Linked DNA regions of Homo sapiens: region 1 is linked to region 2. The links are chromatin contacts, found by Hi-C in ENCODE. All regions are on one chromosome and are shown on one strand. The core of a region is the stretch at or near the end of the contact, and the rest is flanking DNA. Distances in the headings are between cores, read along the strand shown.

Region 1 (3,457 bases), core at 512-3,011, 84 kb after region 2:
ATAAATTAAGGAGAGGAAGAAAGATGAAGGAAGGGTCAGTTGGTGGAGCTATCGTAACACACACAATATTTACTATTAAGTTCACTGTTTTATATGAGTGTGGTTCATGGCACTCCAAAATAATTACAACAGTAACATCAAAGATCACTGATCACAGTTCACCATAACAGAAATAACAAGTCTGAAATATTGTGAGAATCACCAAAATGGGACACAGAGACACGAAGTGAGCACATGTTGTTGGAAAATGGCACCAATAGACTTGCTCCATGCAGAGTTGCCACAAACTTTCAATTTGTGAAACATGCGATATCTGCAAAGCACAATAAAGTGAAGTACAATTATGCCTGTATATGTGCCCTGTTTAAATAGCAGCCACTAGCTACATGCAACTGCTAAGCACTTGAAATACGGCTAGTGCAATGGATGAACTAAATTTTTCATTTCATTTCATTTAAATTAGTTTAAAATTCAATGAAATACTCAAGTGGCCAATGGCTACTGCATTGGACAGCACAGATCTACAACTTAATGGCTAATGAATGACCATATTCATCTGTGGAGCAGAGGAGAGTGTCTAAAACAGCATAGTGACCAAAATAATACAAGCCTAAATAAAAAAGAATCATGATTTAAAAGACTACAATTTTCAAAACTATTAAGTCTTGCTTTCTGCAACTTGTGACTTAACACACCTCTTTGACAGATTCTTGTATTATTTCACCAGAAACAGAACAGAATTCAGTTGTGTTTCACTAAATACATGGCTTCATCTTTTGGGACTTGGTTTCCTCATCTGTAAAGTGAAGTGGTTGGACTTCGTTAGATCATATTTAAATTTTTCTTTCAGCTACAGAGTTTGGAAGCACATTTAAGTGAATTGCTGGGAAAAACTGTGTGTTTGATTTTAGGTCTCATCTGTGAATTCCTGTCTCATCATCAGAATCTCTCCAACATGTTTTCCTTTCCCTCTGTACTTCTGACTCCCTCTTATCTGCCCATAGTTCAAAAGATTTCTCCTGTCTGATAGATTTATCCTTCTGCATTTGTGCTGTCAAAGAGCTTTGTTTAGACAGAGTCCAGACATACTTGTGTGTTGCTTATGAATTCTAATTAAGAAGGACAACTCCACATGAGTCAAGGTTATCTTTAAAAAAATAGAACTTTAGTCTAAGATCAGAAAGGAAGAAAAACATTATAAAATAAACTTGGCAAAAAGAACTCCAAAGTTTAAACCAAACTAAGATGGGAAGCATAGGAAGCATGTTTTTCTTTCACAAAATCAGATTAATTCTTATTTGAAGGGTTCTTTGAGCATAAAGAAACTGCCATTGCAGAAATGCAGATTTCTGATGTGGCCACCTTGAGTTTGTTGAAGAAAAACAATTCTGAAAATTCACTCAGGTCCCTCTGGCTCCCCAGGTTCTTTGCACCCTGATAAAGAAAAAGATTACACATGCGCCACCTTTTGGAAAAAATGGGAATAGCAGCAAAGAGGTCAGATTCAAAGACCATTAGCTCTATTTCACCCTCAAAGGGAAAAACAAAAAGCCAAATATCATTTATTTTTATTATAATATTTAAAAGTTATATCCCCCAGAGGTTTATTAATCATGTGACATAGAACTATTAGTAAAGTCTGAATCAAAACTTGGATTTGGTTTTTCTCATTTTCAAAATGGTAATAAGTTGATTTTGCTTTAAAACAGTAAGTCTGAAATAACCACAAAATAGCAAAACACTGTCTCAAATCCTAATGTCACAGTTTTCATTTATCCTTGGTCATGGATATAGATCTACGGGGAAAATTAATTGTTTCTATTTATTCTATCCTAGTTACAATAATCCTTAACTTTAAGTATTGTACCTCCCTTTTTCTTAGTACTTAGAGTAGAAAACCAGAGAAGCAAATCCATTTATTTTACTAGAAAGAAAATTCTTACTTGTTTTATCTAGAACCATGAAAAAGAAGTGGTATCACAAATCTGCTTAGTTTTTTTGGACTTGAAGCGTAGAGTCGAAGGCTTTTGAGATTCCACAATGCTTGGGAGAAAATGTAAGTAAAATTACTGGTTACTATAGGTAAATACCTTTTACACATGTTAGGCATTAAGGCGTGCCCTCCAAAGTTATAATGACCACTGAGCAAAATATTCTGCAACTAAACAGTAGACAATGCTGACGTATAAAATGCTTCCAGGATGGAGAGGGGAGACAGCTGAATTTCATTTTAAACAGTACTGACATATCCACAAATCTGACTTAGAGATAGTTCTCACTAGACTTGCATATTGAAGTCACAATCATAAAACAATGCTCTTCATTTATTGTCTTTAAATTCTCATCTCTGTCTGAAGACCCTTTCAAACATAATAGAATAACAAAGCATAGAGGCAAATCTGAAAAATGACTGATAGCTTCTAAGTTTCTGAGTTCATTCTCCCAACATTATTTTGTTTATACAACTGACATGTATAAGAATTAAAGAGTTCTTAAAAATATTCAACTTGAGTCGTAATCCAAATCAGATTTTTCATTATTTCCTAAAAAAAGTGTTACAAAAGCTGCTGTGATTTTAAGTATAAAACGAACGCCACCCTTGTAAATAGCAGCCATAATGTTTTAAAAAATAATTCTCATTGAATATAAATGTACTGTGTTGACTTTTATATCACTCCTTTTCCCACTCTGTAAGTTTTAATGAAATTATTTTTCCTTAAAATAAATACATGAAAGATTGATTACTAAAACAGCATTATGTGTTTTATGTTCTGCCAACAGGGAGATGATAGAGTTGGGTTTAAATTCCTCAGCACGCCCTGCTGTGGTTGTCACTCATAGCTCTCCCTTTCCAAAAACCTCAAAATAGCTTATAATGCCACGTACTATATGTGGAGTAATAATTAGGCTTTCCAGGGTACTTTCTGTTGGACAATCCCTTTGGCACACACAAAAGCCATAAAATCCAGCTCTTCACACAAAGTTCTCCAGCTTTTTTTGAATGCTTTAAAGATCATAACTGTGATATCGCTTGACAACTTGGCATGGTGAAAGCTGACTAATGGGCACTTTTGAGTATGGAGTTTTATGCTTTTTCTTTTCTTCTTTTGGGGACATCTACCAGGATTTGAGAATCAAATTGATAGGATAAACCTACAATGTACAGTCCTTGAACCCTGAAAATTAATTAAAGGCAGACATGTTAAAGGTTTTAAGTTAAAACTGATTTTTGCAAAAGGAATTTGGGTCTTCAAATGAAAAGAAAACATAAAGACCTTCCAAAGAAACTTAACATTTTAAATGAGCTTCCAGAAGCCTGGAGCTCATTCCATAATAATATATTACTTTTCTAATTAGAATCCCTAATTATCTGGTGTATTCCTATGGATGCATAGAACTTTGTAATTTGGCCACTCGCCCACTCCATTTGGGGTTGCTCTTGTGAATTTAAATTGCA
Region 2 (3,598 bases), core at 888-3,387:
AATGCAGGGATTAGTAAACTTTTTCTGTAAAAAAATATTTTAGGCTTTGTTACCTCATATAGTCTCTGGTGGGACTAGTCAACTATTTGAATGTCATGCAAGTTTCACATGTCATCAAACATTATTTTTTAATTTTTTATACCTCTAAGTGGTTAAATATATTACAATCATTCTTAGCTCATGGGTCATACAACAAAAGCCTAAGACTATATATTTTCTTGAGTCGTAGTTTGCCAACCTCTGATCTGGTGCATTGGTTAGAAACCGAAAGACTGAAATTAGCCATTCTTGATTAGAACGAAAATTCCACCATTTATTGTACAGCCTTAGGCAAAAAGCAAAAAAAAAAAAAAAACAAACAAAAAAAAAACTCTTGAGCCTTAATGTATCCTTTTTTAAAGGCACGACAATGCCTATTTAATAATGTTAAGAGTTAAATAAATTTAAGTTCTTAACATGTACTCATTGAAGTCACTTTATTGTTGTGCTAAAATGTTTTCAGGTAGAGAAGTAAATCTGTGTCACCTTGTTTCTTTCTCTGTGTAAACAGACAATAGCCAATTCCTACCTTTGGTTAACAACTTTCAACAAAACTTGAAGCTTCTTCCTGTCATTCTCTTTTCTGCCTCAAACCATGCTGATTCTTCTAGCTTTCACTTAAAGAGATGTTTTTCTCCAACTCTTTAATAATAATCTGAGATTCTTTCAAACCCTCTGAAATGTTTCATATTCCTCTGAAATTATGGTGCCAAGAACAGACTGAGTTTTATGACAAAGTCTGCAGCCATGTATTCAAAGTTTTTGCATAACCACATGAAACATTCCCAGAGTAAGCATCTCTGATTAATATTTTCTGAAAATATGAGTATCATACCTAACAATTTCTCTTTTCCGGGGGTAAGGTGCTTTGCATATTATTAAATATTCATCTCGCTATTTATGATTGTAGTGGTATTTACTGTTTTATTTAATTCAAAGTCCTGTTGATGTTTTACAGGCTATACTGTTTGATTTCGTATTTCTTCAATGACTTACCTCAGCCATAATCTTAAGAACTGCCCTTTAGATGGGGTGGCAAGATGGCCAAATAGGAACAGCTCAGGTCTGCAGCTACCAGCGAGATCAACGCAGAAGGTGGGTGATTTCTGCATTTCCAATTGAGGTACTCAGCTTATCTCACTGGGACTGGTTAGACAGTGGGTGCAGCCCATGGAGGGTATGCCGAAGCAGGGTGGGGCATCACCTCACCCAGGAAGTGCAAGGGGTTGTGGAACTCCCTCCGCTAGCCAAGGGAAGCCGTGAGGGACCATGCCCTGAGGAATGGTGCATTCCAGCCCAGATACTATGCTTTTGTTCTCAACCTGCAGCAGGAGATTCCCTCAGGTGCCTACACCACCCGGGCCCTGGGTTTCAAGTACAAAACTAGGCGGCCATTTGGGCAGACACCGAGCTAGCTGCAGGAGTTTTTTTTTCATACCCCAGTGGTGCCTGGAACTACAGCGAGACAGAACCCTTCACTCCTCTGGAAAGGGGGCTGAAGCCAGGGAGCCAAGTGTTCTAGCTCAGCGTATCACACCCCCATGGAGCCCAGCAAACTAAAATCCACTGGCTTGAAATTCTTGCTCCCAGGAGAGCAGTCTGAAGTCAACCTGGGATGCCAAGCTTGGTGACGGGAGGGGTGTGAGCCATTACTGAGGCTGGAGTAGACGGTTTTCCCCTCACAATGTAAACAAACCGGCTGCGAAGTTCAAATTGGGTGGAGCCCACCTCTGCAAAGCGGCTGTAGCCAGACTGCCTCTCTAGATTCCTCCTCTCTGGGCAGGGTATCTCTGAAAGAAAGGCAGCAGCCCCAGTCAGGGACTTAGAGATAAAACTCCCATCTCCCTGGGACAGAGCACCTGGGGGAAGGGGCAACTGTGGGCGCAGCTTCAGCAGACTTAAATGTTCCTGTCTTCAGCCTCTGAAGAGAGCAGCAGATCTCCTAGCACAGTGCTCGAGCTCTGCTAAGGGACAGACTGCCTCCTCAAGTGGGTCCCTGACCCCTGTGCCTCCTGACTGGGAGACACCTCCAAGCAGAGGTCGACAGACACCTCATACAGGAGAGTTCCGGCTGGCATCTGGTGGGTGCCCCTCTGGGATGAAGCTTTCAGGGGAAGGAAGAGGCAGCAATCTTTGCTCTTCTGCAGCCTCTGCTGGTGATACTTGGACAAACAGGGTCTGAAGTGGACCTTCAGTAAACTCCAGCAGACCTGCACCAGAGGGGCGGCCTGACTGTTAGGAGGAAAACTAACAAACAAAAAGGAATATCGTCAACATCAACAAAAAGGATGTCCACACAAAAACCCCATCCGAAGATCACCAACATCAAAGACCAAAGGTAGATAAATCCACCAAGATGATGAAAAACCAGTGCAAAAAGGCTGAAAATTCCAAAAACCAGAACGCTTCTTCTCCAAAGGATCACAGCTCATCTCCAGTAAGAGAACCAAACTGGACAGAGAAAGAGTTTGATGAATTGACAGAAGTAGGCTTCAGAAGGTGGGTAATAACAAACTCCTCTGAGCTAAAGGAGCATGTTCTAACCCAATGCAAGGAAGCTAAGAGCCTTGAAAAAAGGTTAGAGGAATTACTAACTAGAATATTCAGTTTAAAGAAAAACATAATGACTTGATGGAGCTGAAAAGCACAGCACAAGAACTTCAGGAGGCATACACAAGTGTCAATAGCCGAATCAATCACGGGGAAAAAAGGATATCACAGATTGAAGATCAACTTAATGAAATAAAGCAAGAAGAAAAGATTAGAGGAAAAATAATAAAAAGGGACAAACAAAGCCTTCAAGAAATATGGGACAATGTGGAAAGACCAAACCTATGTTTGATTGGTGTACCTGAAAGTGATGGGGTGAATGGAATCAAACTGGAAAACACTCTCTTCAGGATATTATCCAGGAGATCTTCCCCAACCTAGCAAGACAGGCCAACGTTCACATTTGGGAAATACAGAGAACACCACTAAGATACTACCAGAGAAGAGCAACCCCAAGACACATAATCATCAGATGCACTAAGGTTGAAGTGAAGGAAAAAATGTTAAGGGCAGCCAGAGAGAAAGGTCGGGTTATCCAAAAAGGGAAGGCCATCAGACTAACAGCGGATCTCTCAGCAGAAACTCTACAAGCCAGAAGAGAGAGGGGGCCAATGTTCAATATTATTAAAAAAAAAATTTAATCCAGAATTTTATAACCAGCCAAACTAAGCTTCATAAGCAAAGGAGAAATACAAATTTTTACAGAAAAGCAAATGCTGAGAGGTTTTGTCACCACCAGACCTGCCTTACAAGAGCTCCTGAAGGAAGCACTAAATATGGAAAGGAAAAACCAGCACCAGCCACTGCAAAAACATACCAAATTGTAAAGAACATTGACACTATGAAGAAACTGCAACAACCAACAGGCAAAATAACCAGCTAGCATCACGACAGGACCAAATTCACAAATAATGATATTAACCTTAAATGTAAATGGGCTAAATGCCCAAATTAAAAGACACAGACTGGCAAATTGGATGAAGAGTCAAGACTCATTGGTGTGCTGTAT

Evidence for each region. A loop is a pair of places that touch in the nucleus more often than their neighbours do. Pooled maps may share reads with other maps.
Region 1: a map of cardiac septum shows a loop between it and region 2 (4-fold over the local background). The contact joins the promoter of LINC02823 here to the enhancer-like site in region 2. A Hi-C loop is called at or near these places in 4 of 168 maps with a recorded cell type or tissue (cardiac septum, heart left ventricle, left lung and 1 more) and 7 of 50 pooled maps.

The regions. Positions count from the first base shown.
Region 1 is chr12:91,325,165-91,328,621 of GRCh38, forward strand. It overlaps LINC02823 (long intergenic non-protein coding RNA 2823), which reads left to right and starts at 1,762. Exons shown (of 4, transcript NR_183611.1): 1 at 1,762-2,056. All of the region lies in intron 8 of LOC105369896 (a long non-coding RNA gene), which reads right to left.
Region 2 is chr12:91,241,199-91,244,796 of GRCh38, forward strand. No RefSeq gene overlaps it. Among named protein-coding and RNA genes, the nearest start is that of DCN, 60 kb to the left of the region's middle. Within about 2 kb of position 2,138, at least 3 of the 41 ENCODE cell types and tissues checked have a DNase peak (open chromatin) inside an H3K27ac peak, as active enhancers do.